3 separate regions of the Mus musculus genome follow, and all the other regions are linked to region 2. Evidence: chromatin loops called from intact Hi-C (ENCODE). Cell type or tissue: heart. All regions are shown on one strand. Region 1 has its middle 17 kb from the start of Gm46059. Region 2 overlaps Capn9 (calpain 9). Region 3 overlaps Trim67 (tripartite motif-containing 67).

Region 1 (4,000 bases), 160 kb after region 2:
TTTCTCTTTCCCCTACCCTTCTCTCTCTGTGGTTACTCCCCTGGCCTCAATCCAGCTTCTAGTGGGCCTGCTGCATGCTTCCCTGCTATGACGGTGATGGACTCTTATCCCCCAGGAGCCATAAGCCCCAATAAACCCTTTTTTCTCTAAGTTGCCCTGGTCCTGGTGTTTTGTCACAGTAACAGAAGATCGACAAAGACAGCTTTGTTCTAGGTTGCAGGGGCTGTGTGACCACCTTCTTTGGACTGTTGGAGAGCTGTGGTCTTCTATGGTTATAATCGGCACAACAATATTAAGTCAGGCATAAGGATGGTGACTTTCAAAGGAACTAAAAATAGCCTCAGATGCTTTGGCTCTGGTTGGAAACATTGTAATCCCTGACATCCCTAAATTCAGTCATTTGGCCTTACAGAAACTTTGACACCAGTCCAGCTCTTCTTCCCTTCTTTCCCTTCTTCCTACCTGTTCCTTCTGGGCACTTCAGTTTCTACTGTCCACTGAGCTAGATCCCTGGTCCAACTGTTCTCCTCTGATCTGGGCCAACACCCTTACCTGACTTCTGAAACTGAATGTCTGTTTACAGTCTTTTCCAGTATTTCCTGAATCATTCTTGAGGGCTTGTAGTGAAACTATGCAAAGGGACCAGTTGTGGACCAAAAGCTCCCAGGAATGGCCCGCCACAAGCTCTTGGAGGAATGGCTATGCAAGATGAAACTTGCTATAAGGGCGTGGCTCACAGGACTCCAGGAGGAACCCAGGAGGGCGGGAATCTGGCCAGCCTCTGTACAGAGAAGAAGACCACAGCTGCGCCTGCAGAAGCCCAGCCCAGCAGTCCCCGGAGCTTCCTAAGTCAATTATTGCTCTCTGCAAACACCTCCACAGCTGTACCCACACAACAGCTTGGATTCCTCTGCTGCTGGGCATGAGGAAGCCAGCCTTTCCCTGGAGATTGCTCAATGGGTAAAGACACTTGCCACCAAGTAACACTACCTATGGTCAACCTCCAGACTCCGCAAGGTGGGAGAATGAAAAACACTGAATCCTTAAAGATCTCTCAGACTTTATCCTTGCAGTGGCAAGCACCCCCCTCCCAAACAAACAAACAAACAAACAAACGCCAGCCATTATCTCTGCCTCACAGCACTTAGCGACTATATAGAGTAGGGACAGACCTGTAGGGAGTCCAGGAATCCTCAGCATCCTGGGTGGAAAGGAAAGATCCTGGACAGTGCACACTTGCCCAGGCCAGTAGGCTAAAGACTTGGGCATAAACATCTTCCAAGCAGCTGCACATGACCGGAATTTTGTGTTTATCAAAAGATAAAGAGGGAAGGAATATGTTCTATGGAGGTGCTGTGAAGTATGGGGGAAGGGGGTGCTTCAGCGGGCCCATGCCAAGGCATCCCTTCCCCCTGAGAGACCAGCCACAGGACGGTATAAGATATAGTTTATTCAGAGCATGGGGAGGGGAATCAGAGGGTAGTAGAGGCAGAGAAAGGTAGAGAAGGTGAAGTAGAGGGAGAGAAGAGTAGAGTAGAGACAGGCCATGAACACATGGAGAGAGGGTGGGGGAAGGGGTGAGGAGACAGAACGGTAACAAGAAGACAAGAGGGCAAGAGAGGGAGGAGGGGGCAAGCAGTCCCTTTTTATAGTGGGTCAGGCCTACCTGGCTGTTGCCAGGTAACTGTGGGGCGGAGCATACCTGGCTGTTGCCAGGTAACTTTGAGGTGGAGTTTAGACAGAAGACACAGGAAAGTGACCTTCTCCCTCTAGGATTTGAAAGTAACACTTGTGCTTGTGATTGGTGTCCAGGCACCCTGTTGGACATTTGTTTTTGTTTTGTTTTTGTTTTTGTTTTTGTTTTTTTGAGTCCAGGCAGTGCTGGGAGATTGGCCCTGGAGAGGTGAGGCAGACGCAAAATCCTACAGCGAAGACGCAAGGCCTTCAGGTCAACGCACAGTCCGAGCAACTGTCCTTGTCAGGCCGCGAGTCACCGTCACAAGTGACCAGCACGTAACCCTGGGCAGCTGGCAGTTAGTCAGATGGAGGAAGCCCTTGCTTTTCCTTCGGTAGGTTGGTTGATCTTCGCGTTGGAGTCAGTAAGGTCGGCTGGCTGCCTAGAGCTCGAGCAAGTGCTTGTGGGCGCCCCCTACTGGGCTCTTAGGAAGATGCTGTGCTCACAGCACAGATTCATAGCCCAGGGTCCCCAGATGCAAAATCTAGGTTTTTCCCGTTGGAAAGTAAGAGAGGGGTTGAGATGACTGTGTGTCTCCTGGTTATTTAGAAAGGCAGAGGGGCTTCATGTGAGCCCAAGCGTGTGCAGAAATGGGGAGTCAGACCTGGATGCTGTGCTGGTAAGAGAGGAAGAGGGTAGAGGGCAGGTAGGGACTGCCAGTTGAATCCTGGCTTCTCCGTAGCCCTATGAACCTAGGAGTGAACTCACTATAGCTTTACTGATCTGCCCTGCTTCCTCCAAATGTAATACGGTGTCGGAAATGCTTAATTTATAGTTCTGAAAATTATCACTTGTAGGATTTGGGAATAACCAGGAAGATAATTGTCTCCATTGATTCCCCCGGAACTGGAGTCCACAGACTGTTGGGGCCACACAGCATGGGTCCTGGGAACCAAACTCAGGTCCTTTACAAGAGCAGCAACCACTCTTAACCACTGAGCATCTCTCTGGACCCAAAAGGGATTTTTTTTTCACGCAATGTGATTCTTAAAGGATAAAGAGGCCGCAGTGGGACTTGGTGGTAGAGAACTTGCTTAGTGTGCAGAAAAAGCCCCAGGTTCCCTGTGGGGAGGTACATTTTAAGTCACATGGTATGGATGAACATGCTGGCGTTCCCAGAAAGCTGGAATAGAATGGCCAGATATCCGGTGACCTCCCGGACAACGGACCTTAAGTAAATCTTCGTATCGAACAATCTCCTATAGAGCAGTGTCACCCTGTGTGGGTTTGATTGAGAATGACCTCATAAGCTCATGTGTTCAAATACTTGGTCCCCAGTTGGGAAGGGTTAGAAGGTGTTGCCTTGTTGAAGGAAGTGTGTCACTGGGAGTGGGCTTGGAGGTTTCAGAAGTCCACACCGGGAAGACGCCCAGAGGCCTGCCCCCAATGTGGCCCACCCACAGTGGGAGCCACTGTGCAGCAGAGAGATGAGAGGAAGAGAAGCAAAATGGTTTGAGCACTATGAGGAGGGGCAGACTGGAGACACGGGGATTGAGAGAACACCTGAGGTGGTGAGTAGCTGGCCTTGCCACCTGGGGCCATGGTGAAGTCCTGGCCTGTGCTGCGGCTGCTGAGAGCCACGTCTGGGTCTGTGGTCATGCAGTGGCAGGGGTCTGTGTTGATGTCCATAGCTCATATTATCATCTAACGTCATGCAGACGTCCCTGGTCTGGGCTGTTGCATGGGACTATGTTGCTGTTCAAAGGCTGTGCATAGCTGGCCCCTCCCCTCACCGGCTGTAGCGCTCTGAAGAGCAGGTTCTACACTACACCTGGGCAGCACCGTAGAGCTGGTCCTGGTGCTGAAGCTGAGGGTGTGCTAGCCAGAGGGAGCATGGGAGAGGTCTGCAGTGTGGTGGTAATGTGAGCAAGGGAGAGATGCCCTCACCCCTTCACTGCTTGCAGCAGGAAGGAGAGATGACCCGAAAGTCATGAGAACAGGAGAGTTGGCCCTTATCCTCACTGGCTACAGCCCTTGAGAGAACAGCCCATCATTTGGGTAGCTCAGTAAAGCCTGCCCTGTGTGAGCTGGCCCTGTCCCTTGCAGGCTGCAGCAGTGGGTGAGCTAGCCAGCCAGGGCAATGCTGGAGAGCTCTTCATGGTTGTGTGGATGTGGGAAAGCTGACTGGCTGACCTCAGGCCCAGATTCAGGGTTTTGAGTTGATTTACTTCAATGTCTACCTCATCTGTGAATTGCCAGAGCACATGAAGGGGAGGGTCCTGCAGATCCAAAGCTGCAGGATCTCCATGACACAGGACAACAGCA
Region 2 (4,000 bases):
AGGAGATGATCACACTAGCCCAAGGATATGGGTTCAATCCCAGAACCCATGTAAGTAAGGCATGTTAGCCTGGACTTGTAATCCCAGCATTGGAGAGGCAGAGACAGCAGGGTTTCTGAAGTTTGCTAGCCAGCTAGCCTAGCCTACTTGGCAAGTTCCAGACCAGTAAGGCGGGGAGAGGGGGGTGACCCCAAGGAATGATAGCTGCTTTTGTCCTTTGGCCTCCACCCACACTTTTGCACATGGACATCCACATGAACACGTGCACACAGGCGTTGCACACTGAATAATTCACTTCTGTGCCTCTGGAGGTCCCGGAGATGTCTGCTCACCATGGGGTCATCCAAGGCAAGTCCTGAGTCTCCTGTGTCTCCTCAGGCTTTCAGCTGGGTGGCCATCTCCTGCAGCTGATTGTCCTCAGGTATGCAGATGAGGACCTCCAGCTGGATTTCGATGACTACCTCAACTGCCTGGTGCGGCTGGAGAATGCAAGCCGTGAGTACGCATGGGACCCCTGAGTGTACAGGCGAGCTGAGAGTGTGCAGGGGAGCCCTGAGTGTGCATGTGAGTCCTGAGTGTACAAGGGAGCCCTGAGTGTACAGGGAGCCAAGAGAGTCCTTGGACCCTTGGGAGCACAGAGTGCCCAGCTCAGGGTCTCCAGTCACCATCTATGAATACATAAGAAACAACCTGGGGGGAAAAAGGCAGATCTAGGACATGGAGGGCCACCGTGGATGTCTGTGCAGACACTATGCCCTGTGGTCAGCTGAGAGACAGAATAAGGTCCTGTGGTTACACACCTACAGGCTGTGAAGGGCTGTGAGTGGACAGGTTTCACACCTCCTACTGAGGAAAAGTCAAGTCCCCTCACAAAACCCAAAATGAGAAGTCTCTGCCCCTCGCTTGTTCTCCCCTGAAAGCCCCAGACACAGACCCAGTCGTTTAAGCAGGGTCTGCTGTACAGGAAAGATGGAAGGCTTGTGTGCAGGTGCTCTACACAGGAGATTCATGGACACACTCTCTCCCAAAATAGCCCCCAAGGGTGGCCAAATGCATCCAGGGCAGCTCAGCCATCCATTGTCCCTTCAGCTGCAAACGAACATGTCCCAGTATCTTGTGGTTTTATAATGCACATGCATTTTACACACCTGCACAGCCATGGGATGCCCAGTACACACCTAGAAATTTTACACACCTGCACAGCCATGGAATGCCCAGTTCATAGTGAAGTGTCCCCAGTGGGATGACAGGATGTTGTCACTATTGCTTGGGGCACTTAGCATCCAAGCAGGTCCATGCTACATTCATATTCTCTCTTTCTCTCTCTCTCTCTCTCTCTCTCTCTCTCTCTCTCTCGCTCTCGCTCTCGCTCTCGCTCTCGCTCTCGCTCTCGCTCTGGGAAAGCCCCTCCTCCACCTTGCTAATCAAGGTTTGGCTGTATCTCTTCTGGAGGTAGGAATCTGAGGTTCAAATTAGACAGTCCCTTCTCAGATCACCCTGGCTAGGAATTGAATCCTTTCGATCGTCTCCACCCCACCATGCAGGGAATCTGATCTCCACTAGAGGGAGCAGCTACCCACAGATTTCCCAGTGGTCCAGGAGCCCTTAAACCTGCCCAGGGGTCTGGCTCTACTGTGACGCTGCCTCCCTCCCAACAGGGGTGTTCCAATCTCTCAGTGTGAAGAACAAGGACTTCATCCATCTCAACATAAACGAGGTATGGCCAAGCAGACCCCGGCCAGGGCGCAGCAGAGTATGAACACGCTAAGTGGATCCCCCAGGCAGGACGAGCGAGCACTCGCCGTGGGCAATTACTCAGTGCAGAGGCCGGTGTTTGTCCTTTTGGCAGTCAGCATAATTAGCGCTATAATCCTGTGAGCTGTGGGTGTCTTCATTGCCCTAGTGTCTGCTCATGTGAGCCCCAAGAAAGAGGGTGTGGAGTAAACAACGTTCCACATAAACACGAGCAAGCCTGGTGAGAGGAAGGGAGAAATGAGAAGCTTCCAGCTGCTTCCGCAGCCTGGCAGCTCGCTTGCTCACAAGGAGCCTGAGCTACCACCCTGCCTCCCTTCCCTTCAGCTCCACTATGGTAGAGGGCCATCTTTCTCTGGAAAGGTGGGTCACCAAACTCACACTACCCTGCCCAAGATGTCTCTGTGAGGCTTCCCCTTCAACAGGAACAAAACACATCTTATCCCTTTGTCCTATCCGCCCTCTACTGAAAGTGCACTTAGCCTTTTTCAAGGTTTATCTGACTGGGGAGATGGGCACAAGCAGAAGGGCCCACGTTTGAACCCTACGACCCGTGTAAAAAGCCAAGTCTGGCGGCATGTATCTGCAATTCCAGCGCTGTGTGGGGGCTGAGGCAGGTGGATCTCTGAAGCTCACTGGCCAGCCAGTGTGGTCATGGACAATTAGTACCTACAGGTTCAGTGAGAGACTTTTTCTCGAAATAGAAGATGGGGAGAGAAATGCCTGGTCTGCACCCACATACACGTATGCATGCATACATAAAATAATTATACATGCGACACACCCAGCAATCTGTTTTAATTTAAATTTTAAATAAATGGTTTCATGTTGAGTCAGAAGGCCAAATTTGTGCAAGATGACCGACCAGCAAGAGTTCTTGCGACATAATACAAACAGAAGCCACTCCTCAGTTGCTAGGCTGGATTTCTAAAGCCTCATCTCTCTTTACTTCCAGTTCATCAGCCTGACCATGAACATCTGAGGTTGCTCTGACCCGATGCCGTCTGCCCCTCTGATACTCAGCTTCTGGATCATGAACCTCGAAACTTTTTTTTAGAGGGCTGCCCCGCCCACTGCTCTCTCTCCTCCCGGCCTCACACCACCCTCCTCCCCTCTCCATAGTGAGTTAGAAGAATCTAAAGGGATTGGCTGAGTTCTCTGATTCTGTGGAACTTCTTATAAAATCATTGCTCTACAAGAACCTACGGTACCATCTGTGTCTGTGTGCTCAGGCCTGGGGTTGCTGTGTGCTCCTCCCGCCCCCGCACCTCCCCCGCGCCCCCCCCCCCAACTGGTCATTCAATGTTCCAGTACCCAGAGTCCTGGCTCCAATCATGCTATTAAGACACACACACATGATGCTTTTCTTTATTTTCTTTATTCAAGGGGAGGTTAGTGAAAATGTTTATCTCAGAATGAGAGAGCAGAGCCTGATGATGCTGAGGGTCTAAAGTGTTATGGGGTAACGTGGAAATTATTCTGATGTACTACTTGGGGAGACTGATGGCAGTACTGTGTGTGTGTGTGTGTGTGTGTGTGTGTGTGTGTGTGTGTGTGTTGGAGGACAACCACAGGTATCCATTCCTCAGGTACTATCCACCTTGCTTTTTAAATATATATTTTTTTTGTTTGTTTGTTTGTTATGGATGGTTGTGAGCCACCATGTGGTTGCTGGGATTTGAACTCAGGACCTTTGGAAGAGCAGTCAGTGCTCTTATCCGCTGAGCCATCTCTCCAGCCCCCTTAAATATATTTTAATTATTATATTTTGAACCGCTTGCATACATGTTTAACCGTGTGTAGGTGCACGTGAATATGGTTTCTCTCAGAAGTCAGAAGAGAATGTCAGATCCCTGTAGCTCTTGTGAGCTGTGTGACATGTGCTAAAAACTGAACTCAGACTCTCCGCAAGAACAGTATGGGCTCTGTTCTTACCTGCCGAGCCATCTCTCCAGCCGCTCCACCTTGGGGTTCTGTTTGTTTGGTTTTTTGGTGTGTGTGTGTTTTATTTATTTTTTAAAGATTTATTTATTTTACATATATGAGGACACTGTAGCTGTCTTCAGGCACACCAGAAGAAGGCATCGGATCCCATTACAGATGGTTGTGAGCCACCATGTGGTTGCTGGGAGTTGAACTCAGGACCTCTGGAAGAGCAATCGGTGCTCTTAACCGCTGAGCCATCTCTCCAGCCCCATGTGTTTTATTTTTGCACAGGGTCTCCTGGACCTCAGGAGGTGGGCTAGGC
Region 3 (4,000 bases), 210 kb after region 2:
GGAAAGATGGGGGGATAAGAGGGGCAGGAAACAGAGATTCTTGTGCCTGCTCTACCTGCCTTCTTCCTTTCCAGTGGCCTGGTTCACCTTTGACCCCAACTCTGGCCATCGGGACATCATCTTATCCAATGACAACCAGACGGCTACTTGCAGCAGCTATGATGACCGGGTGGTGCTAGGCACAGCTGCCTTCTCCAAAGGCGTGCACTACTGGGAGCTGCACGTGGACCGCTATGACAACCACCCGGACCCAGCCTTCGGAGTGGCCAGGGCCAGCGTGGTCAAAGATATGATGCTAGGCAAGGATGACAAGGCCTGGGCCATGTACGTGGACAACAACCGCAGCTGGTTCATGCACTGTAACTCCCATACCAACAGGTGCGTGCTCCCTGAACCCCCACTTAGCCCGCAGATTCAGGGGCGGGGACAAGGTTCTCTGATTGTCCCAGGTGTTGGGGGAGGAGCTGTCTTTTAAAAAGTTTTCTTTCTTCCTCTCTTTCTTTCTCTCTTTCTGTCTTTCTTTCTTTCTTTCTTTCTTTCTTTCTTTCTCTCTCTCTCTCTCTTTCTCTCTCTCTCTCTCTCTCTCTCTCTCTCTCTCTCTCTTTCTTTCTTTCTTTCTTTCTCTCTTTCTTACTTTCTTTAATGCATATGAGTACACTGTAGCTGTACAGATGGGTGAGCCATCATATGGTTGCTGGGAACTGAATTCAGGACCTCTGCTCCTCCGGTCGGTTAGCCGGAGGAGCCATTTTTTATGCACTTTGTTCTGTAGTTCCAGGGGTTTTGGAGAAAGACTAGGTGAAGTGTGAACCATTTGCCTGTGTCACAACTGAAAGTACTTGATGGTGTGGGGGAGAGGAGGCAGTTCTGGCTCAGTGGCTCTCTGTCCCCCAGCTGGCCTCACAGTAGTGCCTTTCCACTGAGAGCTTTAATTTGCGGTTTTCTTACTGGTCTTGCTCCAGTTCTTTCTGCAACCCTCTTGCTAAGCCTGAGTCACTGCGCAACACTAATGGGATACTTGTTTCCCGCAGAGGGAGGAGGAGTCATTGCCACGGCTACTGCTTTGCCTGGAATGACCCTGGCGCTGCCGCAGGGAAAGCATAAAGAAGCCAATCCCAAGGAGCTGACCTCCCTGGGCTCCTGGCAGGGTAGGGCTGCCACCAGGGCTCCTGGGTTCTCGCTGCTCTTCCAAGCAGCTCTGACTGCTCTCTTCACAACGAGTAACCCAGCTTCTCTCCCAGGAAAACCAAGTCTAGTTTGGCCAGGAACTTGCCTGAGGACCCTCAGATCCCCCTACCTGATCACTATCTTTTCACTGGTAATGTCCTCTGCTCCAAAGGATTGTGGGAGGGGCAGCAGCTAGACTCTCAAGCTGGGCCGTGGAACTTAGCAGGCACTGCAGGTTAACCAAGTAAATTCGTCTGGCCCGGTACTGCAGAATAAGCGATGAGGCCGACCAGGTGATATAGGTTTACCAGGTGACCTCCCTCCACCTCTAACCCACAAAGAGGCCAAGACCACCCTGGCCTACCAGTTCCATGCCTGTGTGCTTGAGCAAGCCCAGTACCTAGACATTCTGATGGTGGCAGTAATGAACTCAAGCATGCATTGGGTGCTTTTGCGGGGCAAAAGCTTTCTCAGAAGCCAGACCCTGCTCCCAGACCTGACCTTGATCGTAGGGGGTGAGTTCATGGAAAACTGGCAGGTCAGACTTGTTACTACTGCCATCTGGTGGCCATAATTAGAATCGCACTGACTGCCCAGTCTGTTGGACGCTTCTCCACCAGACCCTAAGGCACCTCCAGGACACCTGCTCTTCCCACCAGGTCCTTGTAAAGAGTTCATGTCAGGGTCTCTTCTCACTTCTGCCCCTGGCTCAATCCTAACCGAGGACTCAGTTTCCTCCCAGGGCTGAACAAGGTCATGTCAAGGGAACCCTTAGTTAATGAAGGGCATGTCTGCTGAAGGGCACAGAGGGTTCTAGGAAAAGTCTTCCAGGTCTATTACTTAAAGTTCCTCCCAGCTCAAAGGCATGTAGGTCTCAGATGCTGTGGATAAGAAGGGGCTGAGTAGCTTTGGTCCCTTAGAGCTGTGTTCTCTTGTGGCTGGCACATACATACACACACACACACACACACACACACACACTTGGTGGCTAGGTTTGAATGAAGCTGTCCTGAGTTACTGTCACATCATGACCTAGGTGTGATGATAGGTTTTCCTGGTTTATCTTCCCAGGACTGAAGGCGGTGTGTGCAAGGGGGCCACTGTGGGTGTGCTGCTGGACCTAAACAAACACACTCTGACCTTCTTCATCAATGGGCAACAGCAGGGCCCCACAGCCTTCAGCCACGTGGATGGGGTCTTCATGCCTGCCCTCAGCCTCAACCGAAACGTGCAGGTACCTTAGAGACACAGGTGGCTCGCCCAGTCCCGCCCACTTCTCTGCTTCCTGAACAATGAGTACTGTAATGAGAACGGACCACCTCGCTCATCAGATAGGCAGTCTTCTGCTAAGGACTGTACATACGACCTTTTGGAGCAAACAAGCTCCATGGGGCTCCAGGAAGGAGCAGGGGCTCAGTGCCCCAGGGGATTGGATGGTACAGGAGCTCCTAACACAAGCTAGATGGGGGCATCCTTTGCTTCTAACAGACTCCCTCTGTCCCTGGATCTATTAAGGGACCTGCCATGTGTCTATTGCCCTGCAAGTGTTTCCACAACAGTCCGGTGTTGGTTACGTAAAGGGGCGATTTGAGGGTCACAGTGAGAGCTGGAAGAGACAGCAGCAGGCTCAGAGACTCGGCTGCGAGAAGCAGAGCCTCTTTGCCGCAGGGCTCTGCGGCTCATGCCAGTGAACCCATCTGCTCGTTACTGTAGCTCCGGTTATGAGGCAGAAAGCACAAAGTGGCATGGGCCTTAGCCATATGGGGGAGACAGATGAGTAATAAAATCCATAGCATGAGTTCTCCGGCACGTGGTCGCGGTGCTACGTCAGGTGTTCTGTGCTATGGACAGCCTCTCCTGCCCCTCTTTCCGCTCCTCTATCTCCTCTGTCTCCTGCCTTCCTCCTGTGTTAGGGCTGGGACCCAGGGTCTTGTACGTAGTGTGCAAGTACTCTGCCACCCAACCAACTCCTGCTGGTTTCATCTTTTCCAGGTCACCCTGCACACAGGACTGGAGGTGCCAACAAACCTGGGACGGCCAAAGCTGTCAGGCAACTAGCCTGGTGGCTCCCGCTGCCTAGCTGGCCGTGATGGAGGGCTTCACGGAGGACCAGGGCATAACAGAAAGTCCTGGGTGCCAGCAGCCAGCGGACATCTGAAGACGCTTTTCTGGGGGAACTGAGAATGAATCACATGCGAGCCCCACGACCATACTGTGGCCGCCTATATCAGGAGTGGCCTTTCACCTCAATGCCACAGGGCTATGGTCCCCCCCAGGGTGCCCTCAAGATGGACACCTTTTGTTTCCGGCTTATATTTTCTGACATCTGTTTAAAAACTTTGATTTCCTCTTAAGTTTTTGTTTTTTGTTTTCCTGGAGGGAGAGGAGAAGGCAGACTCTGAGACTGGTATCCCAGGATGGATCAGCCCCGTGATGTTACTCCATGCCTGCCTGTAACCCATTGCTAGGACTCTGTTCCTTTATGGAGTCCCAGGCTGACAGTTTGTCACCTCTGCGGGAAGAAACGGACCTTGAGCCTCTGGGATATGCAGTTTTCAATACACTGCAAACTAATTTGAAAGGGACATTAGTCATTAATGAACTGCTAGGACCCTTCAGAAAGGCTTCCTTAGGGTCTGTATCATTACCCATGTGCTGTTGACCTCTCTCTCTCTCTCTCTCTCTCACACACACACACACACACACTCTCACACACATGTGTGTGTATGTGTAACAATCTGTTATATTTTATTCACTCAGTTCTTAGTTATGAGTAGAAACACTGGAATCCAAGACAGTGACACGTCTTTGCACAGTGGTGGCTTTTTCTAGA

Evidence for each region. Peaks named below come from ENCODE experiments on the same cell type or tissue, not always from the same donor. Only the 100,000 strongest peaks of a DNase experiment are listed, where the experiment ranks them.
Region 1: a loop joins it to region 2, with 9 times the contacts of the local background. A loop is called at or near these places in 3 of 42 quality-filtered maps.
Region 3: it touches region 2 in a loop (3-fold over the local background); 7 of 42 quality-filtered maps call a loop at or near these places.

What each region holds. Positions count from the first base shown.
Region 1 is chr8:124,773,803-124,777,802 of GRCm38, forward strand. No RefSeq gene overlaps it. Among named protein-coding and RNA genes, the nearest start is that of Gm46059, 17 kb to the right of the region's middle. In heart, a CTCF peak has its summit at 2,157 (motif pointing left); no DNase peak of the experiment used is centred here; H3K4me3 peaks cover 375 bases; H3K27ac peaks cover 215 bases; H3K27me3 peaks cover 1,366 bases.
Region 2 is chr8:124,615,775-124,619,774 of GRCm38, forward strand. It overlaps Capn9 (calpain 9), which reads left to right. Exons shown (of 20, transcript NM_023709.4): 18 at 379-495; 19 at 1,659-1,717; 20 at 2,708-2,957. The coding sequence ends at 2,734. Among named protein-coding and RNA genes, the nearest start is that of Capn9, 42 kb to the left of the region's middle. In heart, a CTCF peak has its summit at 1,564 (motif pointing right); a DNase peak (open chromatin) is centred at 1,707; H3K4me3 peaks cover 948 bases; H3K27ac peaks cover 514 bases; H3K27me3 peaks cover 1,321 bases.
Region 3 is chr8:124,825,861-124,829,860 of GRCm38, forward strand. It overlaps Trim67 (tripartite motif-containing 67), which reads left to right. Exons shown (of 10, transcript NM_198632.2): 8 at 75-378; 9 at 2,239-2,401; 10 at 3,160-4,000. The coding sequence ends at 3,225. Among named protein-coding and RNA genes, the nearest start is that of Trim67, 35 kb to the left of the region's middle. In heart, a CTCF peak has its summit at 1,739 (motif pointing left); DNase peaks (open chromatin) are centred at 1,101 and 1,721; H3K27me3 peaks cover 2,388 bases.